Regions from separate parts of the Homo sapiens genome. Here region 2 is linked to region 1. The links are chromatin contacts, found by Hi-C in ENCODE. All regions are on one chromosome and are shown on one strand. Each heading gives the region's core, a stretch centred on a gene start or an enhancer-like site at or near the end of the contact. The rest is flanking DNA. Distances are from core to core; before and after follow the strand shown.

Evidence for each region. Hi-C counts contacts between places; a loop is a spot of excess contacts on that map. Pooled maps may share reads with other maps.
Region 2: a map of heart right ventricle shows a loop between it and region 1 (7-fold over the local background). The contact joins two enhancer-like sites. A Hi-C loop is called at or near these places in 8 of 168 maps with a recorded cell type or tissue (Right ventricle myocardium inferior, gastrocnemius medialis, heart left ventricle and 2 more) and 8 of 50 pooled maps.

Annotation. Positions count from the first base shown.
Region 1 is chr9:89,683,510-89,686,751 of GRCh38, forward strand. All of the region lies in intron 3 of LINC03062 (long intergenic non-protein coding RNA 3062), which reads left to right. Among named protein-coding and RNA genes, the nearest start is that of LINC03062, 45 kb to the left of the region's middle. RefSeq lists an enhancer at 2,235-2,806. Within about 2 kb of position 1,787, at least 13 of the 41 ENCODE cell types and tissues checked have a DNase peak (open chromatin) inside an H3K27ac peak, as active enhancers do; they include gastrocnemius medialis, heart left ventricle, heart right ventricle and 1 more, where a contact is called at or near this core.
Region 2 is chr9:89,876,699-89,879,980 of GRCh38, forward strand. No RefSeq gene overlaps it. Among named protein-coding and RNA genes, the nearest start is that of MIR4290, 150 kb to the right of the region's middle. Within about 2 kb of position 1,353, at least 11 of the 41 ENCODE cell types and tissues checked have a DNase peak (open chromatin) inside an H3K27ac peak, as active enhancers do; they include gastrocnemius medialis, heart left ventricle, heart right ventricle and 1 more, where a contact is called at or near this core.

The sequences.
Region 1 (3,242 bases), core at 537-3,036:
TATATACTTGGCCCACGGTGAGGGGCTGGCAGGGTTGTGGGAGAGGGTCTGTGTGGCACATGCTGAGTGGTGGATTGTTCTCAGAGTGAAGTGTGTTTTTCTTCTCCAGCACTGCCTCTCTGTAGAGACACGCCTGGCCAGCAGCAGAAGCTCCAGCATTCTTTGTTATCACCTCTCTGGACTAAGTGAGAAGTCCACCCGTCCTATCCCTCTTTACCTTCCAGTTGGGGTTGGGGCCAGCGACTGCTGCATACTGTGGGTGGCAGTTTTGAGATGCACCCACACGTTCTTCAGCACCCCTACCCCTGAGGGGTGAGGTCTGCCTCCTCCCCTGGGACCCAGGCTCATCTTCAGGACTGGCGGATCCACAGTGTCCAGCAGACAGTGTGTCTGCTGGGATGGTGTCTGACTCCTGAGGATGAGCCCTCAAAGGCACTGCAGCTTCTACACTGAGCGCTGCTGGGAGGTTCTTGCTGGAGCCCTGAGTGTTAATAACACCCAACAAGTCCTGCCACCTGTGGCCGCCATAATGCCAGGAAGCACAAAATATCCCATGGGGAGAGAGCACATGGGAAGGGTTGAGGCTGTATGATGAGATGCCTGGCCAGCCCCTGACAGCTCCTGTCACTGTCTGACTACACCGCAGAAAGCCCTAAGCCAGAGCCACCCAGCTGAGCCTTCCTGACACCAGGAGTGAGCATAAAATAACTGTGGTTGTTTTAAGACACTCAGTTTGGGACGATTTGTTACACAGCAGTAGACAATGAGGATACCTGATGCTCCCTGCTATTACCCTTCTCGCTCCAGACTGGGAAACCCCATGCTTCCTGGACAGCCCATGGATTCTTAGAGAGAGGGCCCAAGGGTTCTTCTCCTGCCATTTCCAGCTCTCGGCCCTCAACAAGGCTGCTTCAGATGACGAGGCACAAATCCCAAGCCTTATGCTTGCTTACTTACAAGTGCCTCTGCTAATTTACTTTTAATTCCTCCCTTTCTTTCAAAGGGCTTGCAGGTGCCTTGGCATGCTCCCACAAGGAGTTAAAATGAAATCAAGGACATTGGCAGACTTTAGTAGAAAAGTGGGGAAGAGAAATGAATATATCAGGAATCTAAGATAAAGTGGATGCTGGCATGGAGTTAATACTTAACTCTCATTTCTTGACAGCTAAGGGTTTTTTTTTTTTGAAGTGCCAGTTCTTTAAAAAAAAAAAAAGGTAGAGTAGTTCCTCCAGAGAGGCAAGTTATTTTCCTGGCATTTTTGCCCAGAAAAATAAAGTATTTAAATATACAGCATAGGAAATAACATAACATTTAATGTTTCCAACAAAATGTGTTTTCAGAGGAATAAAACTCTCACGTGGTAATTTTTCGTGTCGTTGCATAATAAAGTCCTTGGGCAAAATGTTTTGTCCTCCTCTGGGCACAGCCTATCTTTTGGCAGCTGGACAGAGCTCAGAAGACCCGGGAGACAGAATCTGCCTTGGCGGGCAGGTCCCTTGTGGACATCGGCAGCCCTTGCTGTGCTTTTAGCAGGAACAGGGTGATGTCTCACCAATGCCAGGGGCAGATATTCTGGGCCGTTGAATGAGGCCGGATCCACATGCTCTTGAGCTTTCCAGACAAAGCAAATGCTGACATTCTGTTCCACAAGTCCTGTCGGGAACTCTGGCTCCAGTGGAGAGCCAGGGGACCGTGAGGGCCAGTCAGCGCCTGCTTCTCCCTTAGAAGGTTTGTTGGGCTGGAATATCTGGACGGCACTCCATGGACTTCTCTGGAGCATGAGACAATCTGAATAGGCACAGGTGGTGCCTTGGATCTGTGCTGTGTGACTCAAGCTGCAGGCTGGAGGTTCTCCCTGGAGACAGCTCGGGCTGCTGTCCTGCTATAGGAACTGGCCAGGCCTCCCTCTGCAGGCACCAAGTAATGGCTTTGCGTTCTTGTTGGTCACGGCTAACATGTATTCATGCCACACAAAACACAGGCACGTGCGGTGCGTGGGTTTTTATGCCTTATCGCCTGTACCAAAAATAAATCTTCCTTGTCAGGCCTGACTCCAGAGCATGGGAGTGGGCACAGCGTCAGTCGTCTGGCACTGCCTCCCTTGTCATCCTGGGGTTGCCATCATGGAATGGAACTGCTCTCTGTCTGCTTTGTCTTACTCCTCCACTCCAGCGTGTACCCACAGAGAGGAATGGCACAGGGGACACACATTTCCCTGGATGTGGGACATCTGCAAGGGCTCTCTGTGTGTCCCTCCAGCAGGAGGGCTGTGTCCTGTTCTTTGGGGGAGCTGGGGATCTGGTGGGTATAAATGCTCCACCTCCGGCTTCCAGCATCCTAACAGAGGCTGCGCCCATTTGGGCAGAAGATTGGACCCGGGGCAGGGTCCGTGAGCACTGGGAGGCTCGCCAGTGGCTTGGCCCTGCGTAAACCTGGACAACTTGGACAAACTCTGGGGCAGGGTGGGGAGAGGCCCAGGAACTACCCTGGTGGAAATTCCCACCCATGTGGTGTGGGGGATCCGGCTCTTGATATGTAGGGAAATGACGAATGTGCAATTTTCTGCTCACCTGAGATCCACGCTGGCCATAAGAGCATTATTATTTTCTGACAGGACAATAAAAATGCGTGCTTTCTCTTACCATCTAGCTCTGTGCACTCCAGTTAAATCACACCTAGCTGGCTGCTGACTCAGCCTCTTGCAGAACGTCCAGACAGATGTTCCAACATTACCTGGTCACTCCTGCCTGGAGCTGCAGCCTCCCTGCTGGTTCCCATCCCCAGGGAGCCGGCCTGCTCTTCCTGCCCTGCCACCTGTGTTGCTCCAGGCTCAGCCCTCATCCTCGGGGAGCATCAAGGTCAGAGTCAGCAATGCTCTCACGTGGTTCTGAACAACATGCCCAGGCAGCTCCCAAGAGCAGCTCTGCCAGATTCTACCATTCCCATTCTCCTGTTGGTGACTATATGCCTTCTCTTTTTATAAAACTATTTCCTTCTCCTTTGTAGGCAGCTCACTCAGTTTCCTTATGGCTGAGTTGCCCCCTTGGTAAGTGAGATATCAGATGTAGGATGCCTAGAAGCCCCTCTACAAAGGACACTGATGACTATGATACTGATGATGTACAGCTTTCTAGAAGCATTGGTGGACCCTGCTATGCACTCTAGACTCCCTTCCAGGAAGACCTTGCTGCCCAGCTGCAGGGATGTGGTCAGCAGACAGCCCCCAGCTGGCCTTCCTCCAG
Region 2 (3,282 bases), core at 103-2,602, 190 kb after region 1:
AATTTTTTGTATTTTTAGTAAAGACAGGGTTTCACCGTGTTAGCCAGGATCATCTCGATCTCCTGACCTCGTGATCCACCCACCTCGGCCTCCCAAAGTGCTGAGATTACAGGTGTGAGCCACTGCGCCCAGCTGCTCCATGCCATTTTTTAAAAAATTATGTTTTTCCCTTTAAAAATTGCTGCAAAGGGCTTCAGATCCACGTGCATAAGAAAGGACATAGAGCGAAGAAGGAAGGCCACCATCTGTGGTCTGGCTACATCCTGAAGTCAATCAGGCTTGTGCAGGTCCAAACTGGCTGCTTAGGACAAGCTCAGGTATCCTAAGGGCCAGAGAATCTGCTCCTTTTCCCCACGAGCATGGACGTACCCAGAAAGTGGTGCAGGATAGGTTGGCTCCAGAGGGGAGGAGGCCATCCCAGCAGGCTGAGGATGGTGTGCAGGGTCTGGAAGGTGTGACACTCCCTCATCCCCCCCGGGGATCAGCTCAGTCCCCCATCCCACCCCACTCTTGCCCTGTGCTTGTGAAGATCCTCTGCCTCATCACACAACTTTCTTTGTCCTATTTCTCCCCTTGTCAGGTGGCCAAGAACATGGTGTACAGTTCAGAGAGCCTCTCAATATGTTGCTTTAAAGTTGAAGACGGGGCCAGCCCAGGGTATCAGCAGCCTTGGCCCCTGCTCCATGCACCATTGCAGGCTGGAGCTATGGCGTTTCCCAAAAACCACCTGGACTTCTTACACATAGAAACAGGGTGACCTCCTAGATGGGTAGACATGCTGCCCTCCAGCTGAGGGTTGGGGTGATGGGATGGGCTGAACTCTGTTCCCCCAAATTCATATGTTGGCGTTGAACCCAGGACCTCAGAATGTGAGTGTATTTGGAGACAGGGCCATTAAAGAGGTAAGGTAAAATAAAGTTATTGCGGTGGGCCCTGATTCAATAGGACTGGTATCCTGGGAAGAAGAGATTAGATACACACAGAGGGATGACCATGTGAGCGTGCAGGGAGAAGACACCATCGGCAAGGCGAGGAGAGGCCTCAGAAGGAACCAGTCCTGCTGACAGCCTCGTCTTAGACGTTCAGTCTCCAGAGATGTGAGACGATACAGTTCTGCTGTTTGAGCTGCCAGATCTGTGGCACGTTATTACCACGGCCTGAGCTGACCCACACAGATGGTTCTCTCGGTCAAACTGTCTCCCCGTTTGCCTTCTGTGCATACTGGCAGGTGAGTGAATGAGCAGAAAGCTTCATTTCCTCCCCAGGCCTGAGCAGGCAGCAGCTGCTTTCCAGGGAGAAGCGCCCCACCTCGCCTCCCAACCCCACACCTGAGGCTGGCCTTGTTATATTTGCCACCAAGATTCCTCAGGGAGCACATCTCTTCATGGACTCCAGGCCCCCAGTCTCAGGACCCAACTCAGCATCCCGCCCACATTGTTGATCTGTCTATTCCTTCCTAAAGCATCAATTATTTTGGAAGGAGCCCAAGAAAATTTCCAATGAGTGTGCATGACAAGGGGATGAAGGAAAAGCACCCTCCTTCGGCCATTTCTGCAGGTCCTGGCTCTGTGCTTTGCAGAAGCGGCCTCGGAGTCCTTGCCAATAGACCTATGCCTAGTGCCCCAAGGGACAAGTGTGTGTCTCTGCCCAGAGAAGGCAGGGAGAAGGAGGAGGCTGGTTCTGCTCCAGCTTGAGGTGGACCTGGGTTTGGGACTGTCATGGGACCAGGGAGGTGACCTTGTATTCAAAAGTTATCACATCCATAACCCAAATGAACTTTCACCTTCTATTTTTCTGCTAAGTCGTAGTTAAAACAAGGAATATGATCTCCACAGGGTTGTGTGTCCACAGCAGTGAAGGAATCGGGGTTTGAGGAATTATTTGGAGATTGTTACCACTTTAGAATGGCCAGCCTGGGCTTCTAAGAGGAAGAGTCAGCTTTCCTTCTGGCTGTGCATGTACATACTAAGTGCATCCTGAAACCCAATGATTAAGTAATATAGTGAACAGAAGTGGTGATTCGGGGAGGGAGAGGGCCACCAGGAGAACAAAGTGGGGCAGCTGGGAGGATGACAGTCGGGAAAGAGGTGGCTGTGTGGGTGGATCTCTTGAGGGCCTCGCTGCATGCTGAGATAGAGTGAGCAGCGGAGGCAGTGGGCACAGAGAACAGCCGAGGGGAGGTGACATAGGAGAGCTGCTTTACAGGATGACTCAGTGGGGACAGAACAGTTCAGCAGACAGGGACACCGTGTACAGAGGCACAGAGCCAAGGGGGCCTGGAGCAGCTGGGAGCCAGCTGGGGCCATGCCTGCTATACCTTGCCACTGGAGCTGCAGAAACTCTGGGGATGTGTCCTTTAGGAGCCAGCTGGGAAGGGCATGGCCATCCGTGGCTGTGACAGCACCCCACTGGCACTGTTTCCACTGTCCACGCAAAGTGGCCGTGGGCTATGATTATTCTGTAAGGCCCAAGACACAGAGCACTAGGAGTTCTGCAGAACAAAATGTGTGGCCACACACAGGTGTGATGGTGCATTCTTAAGTCTCTCAAGTTTTGGGAGCTGATGACACCTTGTGGGGTATGCACACCCACCTCTTCAGGCCTGACTGCCTTCCCTCCTGCCAACAGGCCCAGCACAGCTGTCCAGGGATGCTGCCGGAAGCAGCCGCAGGCCCCTGCAGGCCCATCCTCCGGTCCCTATCCTGCCCTTTCCTTGACATCCCACCTCCTCTCCAGTGGTGGTGATTGGAGCAGCATCAGAATACCCTGGAGGGCTCCGTAAAACACAAATCACTGCCCCCACGCCCCAATTTTCTTATGTAATAGCTTTGGCCGGGGCTGGCACTTGTTTTGTCAACAGGATCCCAGGGGATGTTGATGGTGCTGGTCTGGGGACCATGCTTTTGACAACCACTGCATACAGCAGGACAAGTCATGTGCAAATAGCAAAACAGGCCTCTGCATTCATTTCCTAGGGCTTCTGTAACGAAACATCCCATCCTGGGTGGCTTAAAGCAACAGAAATTTATTCTTTCCGAGTTCTGGAAGGCAGATATCAGAAATCAACATGTGCGTAGGGTGAAGTTCCCTCAATCCACAGCAGAGCAGCAGGGAATCCAGCCCACATGCACAGTTCAGCCTGGGGCAGGGTGGGGCCCATAAGAAAGCTGGCCAATTCTCCTTGCCGTGCAACACTTTGGCCAGGCCTTCCGGCCACTCACATCCAAGCTCTGTCCGCACCCTGGGACACAGCTGCCTCCTGACCACCCAATGAGCGTACAA